Regions from separate parts of the Homo sapiens genome. Here region 1 is linked to region 2. A link is an interaction called in ENCODE POLR2A ChIA-PET data of the cell type or tissue named here. Cell type or tissue: HepG2. All regions are shown on one strand. Links, peaks and the distances in the headings refer to the core of each region. The heading gives the core; the rest is flanking DNA.

The links. ChIA-PET counts read pairs that join two places held together with the same protein. Peaks named below come from ENCODE experiments on the same cell type or tissue, not always from the same donor. Only the 100,000 strongest peaks of a DNase experiment are listed, where the experiment ranks them.
Region 1: POLR2A ChIA-PET joins it to region 2 with 6 read pairs; 4 of 35 experiments call an interaction of 5 or more read pairs at or near these places.

The regions. Positions count from the first base shown.
Region 1 is chr9:112,490,524-112,495,911 of GRCh38, reverse strand. All of the region lies in intron 1 of KIAA1958, which reads right to left. Among named protein-coding and RNA genes, the nearest start is that of HSDL2-AS1, 5.6 kb to the right of the region's middle. In HepG2, for the core only: no CTCF peak of the experiment used is centred there; a DNase peak (open chromatin) is centred at 2,251; H3K4me3 peaks cover 504 bases.
Region 2 is chr9:112,568,060-112,573,447 of GRCh38, reverse strand. The region is part of intron 1 of KIAA1958; the gene reads right to left. Among named protein-coding and RNA genes, the nearest start is that of HSDL2-AS1, 83 kb to the right of the region's middle. In HepG2, for the core only: no CTCF peak of the experiment used is centred there; a DNase peak (open chromatin) is centred at 2,447.

The DNA.
Region 1 (5,388 bases), core at 337-5,336, 78 kb after region 2:
TATATAGTGGTCTCAGGGCATTATTCCCCAGAGTATGTAAGCGCTTATCAAGCTTCTGTTGCATAATGCTTGCTAATGTCCAACTAGCCAGAGCAAGTTACAAAGCCAAAGTCAGACTCACTGCGGAAGGGAACAACAATGACTGATGGCCATTTCAACAGATTTCAGTTTGGAGCAATGACAAATGTGCTATGAGCATTCTAGTCCATATATTTGGGTGAGTATGGATCTTACAGTAGAACTAATGAGTCACAGGATTTGCAGCATATGTCCAGTTTTAGTAGATATGGCCATACAGCTTTCCAAATTGCTGTACCACTTTACATTTCCATTCCAATTTACACTTTGAATAGCAGTGCAGGAGAATTTCAGCTATCCTACATCCTCATACTTGGTATTTTTCATCTTTCTCATTTAGCCATTCTAGTGAGTGTACAATGGTACCTCATTTTTATTTTAATTGAGTGGCCATATTTTTAAAATACTTCAGATAAGCAACAAAGGAGGAAATCTTCAAACTATAAAACCAGGAAAACTGTATTTATCAATTTCCATCTCCATCACAGAAACCTTCTCCAAAAGTACAGGTAAGTCCATCTAATTTAAATATGACCAAGAGAGAACAATTAAAAAGCACAGTAAGAAAAAAAGATGAGAACTGTAACATATTTCAAAAGGAATAAGAGGAATTAAGAAAATAGCCAGGCACAGTGCCTCATGCCTGTAATCTCAGCACTTTGGGAGACCAAGGCAGGAGGATCACAAGCCCAAGAATTCAAGACCAGCCTGGGCAACAAAGTGAAACCTGTCTTTAAAAAAAAAAAATTCAGCTGGTAGTGGTGGCACACATCCACAGTCCTAGCTACTTGGGAAGCTGAGGTGGGTGAATCCCTTGAGCCTTGAATGACAGAGAAAGGCCCTGTCTCAAAAAGAAAAAAAAATGAAAAAAGGGGAAAAAATTTTTAAATGATAGAAGCTATGGAAGAACAGCATACATCAGAAATTGAAAAACTAAAAAATGAATCTTGCCAGATAACAAGAGGATGTACAATAAGAAATGACAAAGTTCATGACAGAACAGGAAAGAAAAAACTCAGAAAGGAAGTGAAAACTAAAAAGAACACTAAACTTAATAGATAGGTACCACCAGATACGGTGGCTCACACCTGTAATCCCAGCACTTTGGGAGGCTGAGGCAGGTGGATCATTTGAGCCCATGAGTTTGAGACCAGCCTGGGTGACATGGTGAAACCCTGTCTCTACAAAAAACACAAAAATTAGTAGGGCATGGTGATGCACATCTGTAGTCCCAGCTACTTGGGGCTAAACTGGGAGGATCACCTGAGGCCAGAGACGTTGACACTGCTGTAAACCATGATGGTGCCACTGCATTCCAGCCTGGGTGACAGAGACTGTCAAAAAAAAAAAGCGATAGATACCATGAAAAATACATTGAACACACTAAAGCATAAAATAGAAAAAAACATAAAAATAGAGCAAATATAAAAAATAAGAAAAAATAATACTAAGGTATAGACATAAGAAGATCCAACATACATATAATAGGAGGCCCCAAAGAGAGAAAATGAAAACAATGGAACACATTACTAAAAAACTATAATTGATGAAAATATGAAAAAACACTTGAGCCAATGTAATAAAAAACACTGTGTATCTAGGAGAATTAACAGGGAATGGTCAACAGACATTCTAGTAAAATTATTGGCTTTAAATATGAAGAAAAAGCCCTTGGGTATCTAGGCAAAAAGATAAAATTAAAGAAAGAAAATCATATTGGTATTACAGTTTGACAACAACACATTTTACCAGAATAGAATATGACTCAGCAAACTAAGGCCTATGGACCAAATCCAGCCCACTGCCTGGTTCTGTAAATTAAGTTTTATTGGAACAGTCAGGCTAGTTCATTTACACACTATCTATAGCTGCTTTTGCAATGCAATGGCACAGTTAAGTAATTGTGAGGGAAACCAGTGATCCATAAAACCTAAGATAATTATTATTCAGTCTTTTACAGAAAAAGTTTGCCAACTCCTGCAAGAGAGTAACATTTTTAAAGATAGTTGAGGGGAAAAAAAATGTGAGTCAAGTATTTTTATTCAGTCAAAGTGACCTTGAACTATAAAAGCCACAGATAAACAGTGTTAAATATGAAAAGCAAGGGATACATTTCACATGAGCCACTACAAGAATTCAATGAACTTCAGACTACTAGATGATTACAGAAGCTTTACCGTAAGGACTTCTGTTGCACACTGAATATATTTAAATGAAAAACTAAGACTAATGCAAAGGTAACACAGTAGCATATGATTCACATATGGCAAACAGACAGAATTGAGAAATCTTGGGCAGCAAGAACTGACTGACCCAGGGGCTTGATTATGTATGGAAAATGGGATTAAGAATAAAGAAGGAATCAGAGATAACTCCTAAATTTCTGGACTGGGAAAATGGATGGAAGGTGGTACCAACTCACTGAGCTAAGGAATAAAAGAAAAGACACAGATGTGAAGAGGACAATAAGTCTGGGGCATGTTGAATGTGAAATGCTTGTGGAAAATTAAGTGAATATATCCAGTCGTAGTAGGACACAAAGATGTGGATTTCAGGAGAAAAGCCCCGACTAGATATTAGATTCAGGAATCATCAGACATGCGTGAAAAGAACAAATAGTGCATAACTTACCATGAGAGCAGCAAGACCAATAGCTGAAAAAAAAAAAGCACTAAAAGAAACAAGTCCTCAGAACTCAGAAGAAAATAACAGCATTAGCACTTCCACTGAATTTGGCCACAATAATATTCTCCAGTATTCCAAAACAACTATTAAGAATTTTGGCCAGGCACAGTGGCTCAGGCCTGTAATCCCAGCACTTTGGGAGGCCCAGATAGGAGGATATCATGAGCCCAGGAGTTCAAGACCAATCTGGGACACACAGGCCTCATCTCTACAAAAAAAAAAAAAAAAAAAAGTGAGCTGGGCTCTGGGTGTGCACCTGTGATCCCAGCTACTCAGAAGGCTGAGGTGAGAGGACTGCTTGAGCTCAGGAGGTCGAGGCTGCAGTGAGCTGTGATCACGTTAGTGCGCTCCATCCTGGGCAACAGAAAAAGATCCTGTCTCAAACAAACAAAAAAAGGATTTTGTACTTTAAGTCATTAAAAATAAAGCATTTAAAAACAATGAATATGAAGAGTGAAAAACAAAAAGCCTTTAGCTACTTTATTTTTAATGACTATATATAGAGTTGATCATATTGCTATGTATTGGGGCCTGGGATTCAAGTGAAAAATTGCCAACAAAATCCCACATGTGGAGTGAGGTATGTATGTACATATGTAGGTAGGTAGGTATACATGCATGAAAGGCAGTAGGTAGAGGGATGGACTGTGTTATAGGCTGAACTGTATTCCTCTCAAATTCATCTGTTCACATCCTAAACCCTGGTACCTCAGAATGTGACTTATAGGGGAAGTAAGGCCTGGAATAGAGGTAATTAAGGTAAAATGAAGTCATATGTGTGTGCCCTAATCCAATGTAAGTGATGTTCTTAAGAGGAAATTAGGACACACACATACACAGAGGGAAGACCAAGTGAAGCCACCTTAGGAAGACAGCCATCCATCAGCCAAGAGAGGGGCCTTAGAAGAACCTAACCCTGCCAACACTTTGAGCTTATACTTCTAGCCTCCAGAATTGTCAGAAAATAAATTTTTGTTGTTTAAGACAACCAATCTGTGATTCTTTGTTATGGCAGCCCTAACAAATTAATACAAGCTGAGAAGAGGAAGTAGTCCTAGCTGGTTAAGAATTCACACATATTGTCAACTCCGTCCCAGAAATATGAAGTCCTATAACAGAAAAAAGGATAGAGCTTTTGATATATGGTGATTATGCCTTAAATCATGCAAGGAAAATATTTTTAAAATAATAAGTATTTCCAGAGGAAAATATAAGAAAAAACTGAAGGGACAGAATATTTGCAATTAAAAAAGGACAGAAAAGGTTAAAGCAGTATCAGTTTTGAAGAAAACCAAGAATAAAAAGAGAAGCCAACCAAGAAGTATCCTATGCATGAAATGAAAGTTAACCAAAGAGTAAATGAATCATCTAAAAACAATCCAGAGAAGCAAGGGAAAGCAATGGAAGCAACTTTGGATAATTATTTAGAATTAAAAAGAGTTATGTGTATGTTAAGTTCAGCTAATGAAATCCTTGATGATTAACAAACAAAAAACATTTTCAGGCATCAAGTGAAAATATATTTCCAGTAGGTTTTAATGGAATTTTGGTTCTTTGCAGGTTTCTTAAGGAAAAAAAAAACAAAAAAAACAAAAAAAAAAACCAGCTAATAATTACTAGCCATTCCATACATATTACTTTTTGTCCTATCTCTGGAGCTAAAGAGGCCATAGATTTCCAGAGGAGAGTAAGGTGAAGGAGAAAGCTATTCTCTAACTTGCAGCAACCAAGGGGGGAGCTACTCCCTGGTGCTAGGTTGGCCAAAGTTCATGCAGAGAAGAAAAAAAGCTAGAGTAGAAATTCAGCATTTTATGGTAAGATTTTTAATGTTTTTAAATATTGCTTCAACGTTTTAACGTCTTCTTAAACTTTTTTAAAGTTATGGCTGGACGTGGTGGTTCACACCTATAATCCTAGCACTTTGGGAGGCCAAGGCAGGAAGATCATTTGAGTCCAGGAGTTCAAGACCAGCCTGGGCAACACCGCAAGACCCCATCGCTACAAAAAATAAGAAAAATTAGCTAAGTGTGATGGCACGTGCCTGTAGTCCCAGCTACTTGGGAGGTTGAGATGTGATCCTTTGGGCCCAGGAGTTTGAAGAGGCAGTAAGCTATGGTTGCACCACTGTATTCCAGCGTGGGTGACAGAGTGCGACTGTGTCTCTAAAAAACATAATGTTATATCTCACATCAAAGTTGTATAATTTCTTTTGATACATAATGTTACTTCCTTTCAGTATAAGAATATCACTGTTGTCCTAGACCAAGATTCTTTGCTTTCCATATTATTTTCAAGTGTAATAACATGTTTCTGAAATACATCTTCTTTGTCACTAGAGCCATTAGCATTACCACTATGAACACTAACGGTGAAAAAGCTCTCCAACTGTTTAAGTGTAAGACTTTGCAAAACAAACTTGAATACGGCTGCATAATTTGCCTTTCTCCAGAAAAGCCTATTAAACTTTGTTGGCATTGGATACAAAATAAAATTCAAAAATTTGCATTTTCAGTACTTTTCGTTTCTTGACCTTTATTTGAATTTGAGACTAAGCTTTACCAAACAACAGAATTTACACAGTAACTAGCCAACCACAGTCCTCATTATGGAATCTATGCAGTGCAT
Region 2 (5,388 bases), core at 63-5,062:
GAAGGGAGAACAGACTGGGAGGAGACCTGCTGGAGGGGAAGGCTGTAGACCAAAGAAGCAAGGATGGGGAAGCGGGAGGCCCTGCTCTAACCACTCTTAGGACCAGGCTTCCTGTCTCCTGGCTGTCTGCAATTCCTGAAATATTGCCTTTCATCCCACCATTAGAGGTTACAAAGTATGTCTGGTGTTTTCTACCATCTGAGGGTCTCATAAAGCCAAGCATAACCAACTATCAAATAGAAGCAAATCATTCCTTATTAGGCAGGAGACAAAAAGAAGCCCTTGTTAGGAGTCCCTGAGGAGTGAGGACAACATGATGGGTAGGAAAGTGAAAGGGGACATGTGGAGTCTGCAAGGGGCTGGAAAGGTTAGTAAGGCTCTGCCAAGAGGGGGGTCCTGGGAGCACTGGTCAGGGAGGCACAGGAATCTTTATGTGTGATTTTGTCGGCCCTGGCTATCTGCAGCTGTGGGTGACAAGAGGTGCCCCGCTGGTGCTCTGCAGTCAGGCACCATGGTCTAACCACAATGTCAGGTGGTTACACCAAAGTGGACAGACACCTGAGCCATTCCCTGCCCTGACTCCATGGCGCCCTGTCAGGGAGGTTAGGTAAGTTCAAATCCTTTAACATACTATTAAGGTCTCTGTTGATGTGGCCACGGCCACCTCTCAAGCCTCATTTCCTACGACCATGGCCTCTTCCCACACTTCTTGTGGTCCCCTCTTCTCTAAACCCCCTACTGGTGAGAATCTGATTCTTTGGCTTGATATGCTGCCCTTCTCTTTCCTCACCTGGCCAGCCTCTTCAAAACTGAACCTGCGGCTACTTCCTATTGGCATCTTTCCAGACCCCCTTTCTGCCTCAGAGATTTATTTAGCTTCCCTTCACCCATGCCTGTATCATCTCAAGGGATTTGCCTTTGCTGTACTGTTATCATTGATTTGCTTGTCTGTCTCTCAGACCTAATAATTTCCTGAAGGCAGAAACTATGACTTAATTATTCACTCATCAGTGAGGACCTACTTGGGGATATGGAAATTCAAAAGGCATGGTCCTGTTCTTGGGACATTATAACCTATTGTCTAGTATGCAGTCGTTGTCGAATAAATGAATGAAGAATGAATGAATGTTTACATACTGCCAGCACCATCAACACTTACAAAGTGAACGTATAAGACTCTCTCAAGTCAGACACATAAATTTTCCTCAGATCACTTTTATTGTAATCATTCAAGGGATTAGACAGTTTTCTCCCGGATAGTGTAACCCAAACCCAGCCACCCTGTATACGCAGAAGAGTGACAGATGAGCTCCCAGAGTTCATGAAGCAGCCATGTAAACGGAAAGAACATTGACTGGCGTGGGAGTCAGGAACGTGAAATCCCAAGCCTGGAACTGCTCCTGTGGTCTCAGACAAGGCACTAATTATCTCTAAGCCTACAATGCCAGGACTACGTGATCTTACATTTCCTTCATACTCTAGAAATTTAGACTTATTTATGTTCCTTTCATGTAACTTTGGTTAAAGTAGAAATGTTAAAAAAAAAAAAAAAAGACATAGATTGGTTTGTGTGTTTGTTCTGAACTTTTTTTATTTTATTTCTTTTTATTTTTTATTTTTATTTTTATTTTTTGTTTTTATTTATTTATTTATTTTTTATTTTTTAACCTAGGGGTGTCCCTAGGTTGCCCAAGCTGGTCTTGAACTGGGCTCAAGCAATTCTCCTGTCTCAGCCTCCCAAAGCTCAGGGATTACAGGCATGAGCTACTGCACCCCAGTCTGTTTTGAACTTAACATAGCTATTAATATTTAATTGGTGTGGCAGAGACTGCTATTTTGCCTACCCAGTGTCCATTCTCTCTTACTCCTCACAGAGAGTCCAAATTTGTTAAGGCAGCAATGTGCTCACTAAAATATTTTTCCCAGCTTCCCCTGGAGCAAGGGTGGCCCTATGACACAGTCATGGCCAAGGACACGTAAATGGAAGGGGTTCGCATCATAATCCTGAAAGACAAAATTCTGAACGCCATAGTTCCAAATGTTGAAATCCCGAAAGATCAAAATCCCTAAAGTCTAACATCCCCAAAATCACAATCATAGGATAGCTACATCATGTTAGGTGGAACTATTACCTTGTTATTGTCTTTATTTGGAAATTAAGTATGGTTTAAGGAAATGCATATGAGTGATAAACTGACATGGGGTGAACTTGTGGACTTAAATTCAGGTGTCAATTTGACTGGATTAAGGAAGACTTAGAAACCTAGTAAAGCATTATTTGGGGGTGTGTCTGTAAGGCTGTTTCCAGGAGAGATTAGTGTGTGAGTCTGAGTGGATTATGTGAAGATCTCGCCTGAATATTGGCGGGCACCATCTAATCAGCTGGGGCCCCAGACAGAACAAATACAGAAGGTGAATTGTTCTCTCTCTGAGAGCTAGCATAGGCTTCTTTTTCGCTGCCTTGGACATCAGAACTGGAGGCCTCCAGCCTTTGGACTCTGGGACTTACGCCAGCAGTTCCCAGGTCCCGGCCTTTCAGCCTCAGGCTGAGAGTCACATCATTAGCTTCCCTGGTTCTGAGGCCTTTGGATTTGGACTGAACCACTATACCAGCATCCCAGGGTTTCCAGCTAGCAGACAGCCTGTTGTAAGACTTCTCAGCCACATAATCGCATGAGCCAATTCCCCTAATAAATGCCCTCTCATGTATATATGCATATTCTATTAGTTCTGTCTCTCTGGAGAATCTTGACTAATACAGATTTGGTACTGGCAAAGCCAAGTATCATTCCTTCTTACTGTATTCCTTACAACACAACAGAAGAGACTACGAAATGTTCCCTTGCAAAAGGGCTGTGATAAGTTAAATATACAAGGTTACTAAATGGTGAAAGATAAAAGTTTAAAAGCTAATTATTATTGGTGCTGCACAAGCAGAAAATTGCTTAACTGCAGCAGCCAAGCAACAAGCAGACTTTCAGATGGATAGCATATACTTACAAAATCTGTAGACCACAACCACCCTCCAAATACAAGTGCAGCAAGTGTTTCAAAGATCACAGAAAACACAGGCCAAAAGTGCAAGAAATCTCCCCGGCCAAATTATTCAATCATGTAAGACTTCTGCCCCTTCACGTATAGCACCATGCTTCCATTCAAAAAACGCCCTCCAGCAGAAAATAAAAAGAATTCAACAAGCTCAGTGACCTTCTGAACCAAAGATACTTGTTGATACTGAGGTTCTTCAATGTTAAAAAACAAACAAACAACATTAAATGGTGAACTATTCTTGATTAGTTATTTGACTGTCAAAGACAGATTTCTTATATTTACCACTAAATCTAACACAGAAGAACTAGCACATGCTTCACGTTAGCTAATAAACTGCACTTTCAAAATCATTCCCACTGTTTATCAACTATATACAATTCATGTCCCTGTTAGATCTGAAAATTCTAGAACTTATCCACTCAATTATGTATTAATGACAAGAAAAAGTAAAACACTTAATAAATGCTTATTTGGGCCAGGTGCAGTGGCTCACACCTGTAATCCCAGCACTTTGAGGAGCCGAAGTGGGTGGATCACTTGAGGTCACGAATTTGAGACCAGCCTGGCCAATGTGGTGAAATCCTGTTTCTACTAAAAATACAAAAAAAATTAGTCAGGCATGGAGGCGCACACCTGTGATCCCAGCTACTCGGGAGGCTGAGGCGGGAAAATCATTTGAACCCGGGAGGCGGAGGTTGCAGTGAGCTAAGATCATGCCATTGCACACCAGCCTGGGTGACAAGAGCAAAACTTGTCTCAAAAAAAAAAAAAAAGAATTCTAAAAGGAATTTCAAAGTGTTACCAATAAAGTTTGTGTTTCCCATTCAGCCTAATGCATTTGGCAGGAAATTCAGATGAGCTGATTGGCTACAATGATATGGCAATGATACAAACTTCAGTTAAAAGCGTCATTTGCCTGCACTGGCATTCCTTTCAGCAAGATGACATTCCAGAAGCTTTTAATGAATTAAAGCCATATTGCCTGAAGAAGCCAGCAATGTACTGACTAGTTCAAAAATAATTATGTGCACAATAGGATAAGAAGACACTTAATGCAATGGTGTTGCTGTTTCATCACCAGTATTGCTTCTGCCAAATTTGTGGTCTCTGTATGAGTACATGTAGAATGAATTTCCACCTACTCACAATACAGAAGCATGGCACAGAAAACGGGGAAATTTAATAGGCAATGCTCATGTTGTTGTATATGGAATCATACAAGAATTTCAAAAAGAACAGTACCACATATAGAAGGAATGTGAACATATTCTCCAACGAGAGCCATGTCCGAAAAGACAAAAAGCAGCTATTCATCAAGATGCAACACTTCAAAATACAGTTAATGATCATGAAAGTCGGCCAGTTCTTACAGACTACCTCCATGCAACTGCCATAATATATCCCTGTAACACACATTGTCATATGTCAATTTTTTTTTTTTTTTTTTTTTTTTTTTTTTTAGTTTTCCTATTCTTAAATTGGCAGCTCTATTTTTTTTTTTTTTTTTTTGAGACAAGGTCTTGCTGTGTTGCCCAGGCTGGAGTGCAGTGGTGAGATCACAGCTCACTGTAACCTCTGCCCCCTGGGCTCCGGTAACCCTCCCACCTCAGCCTCCCTAGCAGCTGGGACCACAGGTGCGCACCACCACACCTGGCTCATTTTTATATTAAATTTTTTGTTTGTAGAGATGGGGTTTTGCCATGTTGTCCAGGCTGGTCTTGAAGTCCTGAGCTCAAGCGATCTACCTCAGCCTCCCAAAGTGCTGGGATTTCAGGCTTGAGCCACCATGCTGGGCCAAGCACTATTTATCTTACAATGTGCTATGCTATGTATTTCATCTTATCATTTCCAAAACTGGAGGTATAAACATCGGGAAGACTTACAGAGTTCTAATTTATTTTATGTACTTTTTGCAAATTTGACTCCAAAAAGGTACATTACCACAATGTTGACTGTGTGTAAGCACTGTCTGTGTACATAAAAGCACTGAAATGTCCTTAATAAATGAAGAGATATCCTTTTCATACATCTGCATTTGTGAAAAATAAAATTTCTCAAGATCTTAGTAGCTCTTTGGACTGCATATGCAGTGATGACCCATCACGGTTTTGATGGATGTCATCAAAAGACTGAGGTTGTCTGTCACAGTATTTCAGATGACCTCAGTTGTAAAAGCTATTTCTTCCTGAATATGGTTCATCTGCTCATAACTGTTATACCCATGAAACTGTCATTAGTATACCTGAGTGTTTCCGTTTGCAAAAATTTGTATGCTAATATTGCCTATTTTATTTTATAAAGTGACCTATGAAGTGTTCTGCTGTGTTTTTATGTTTC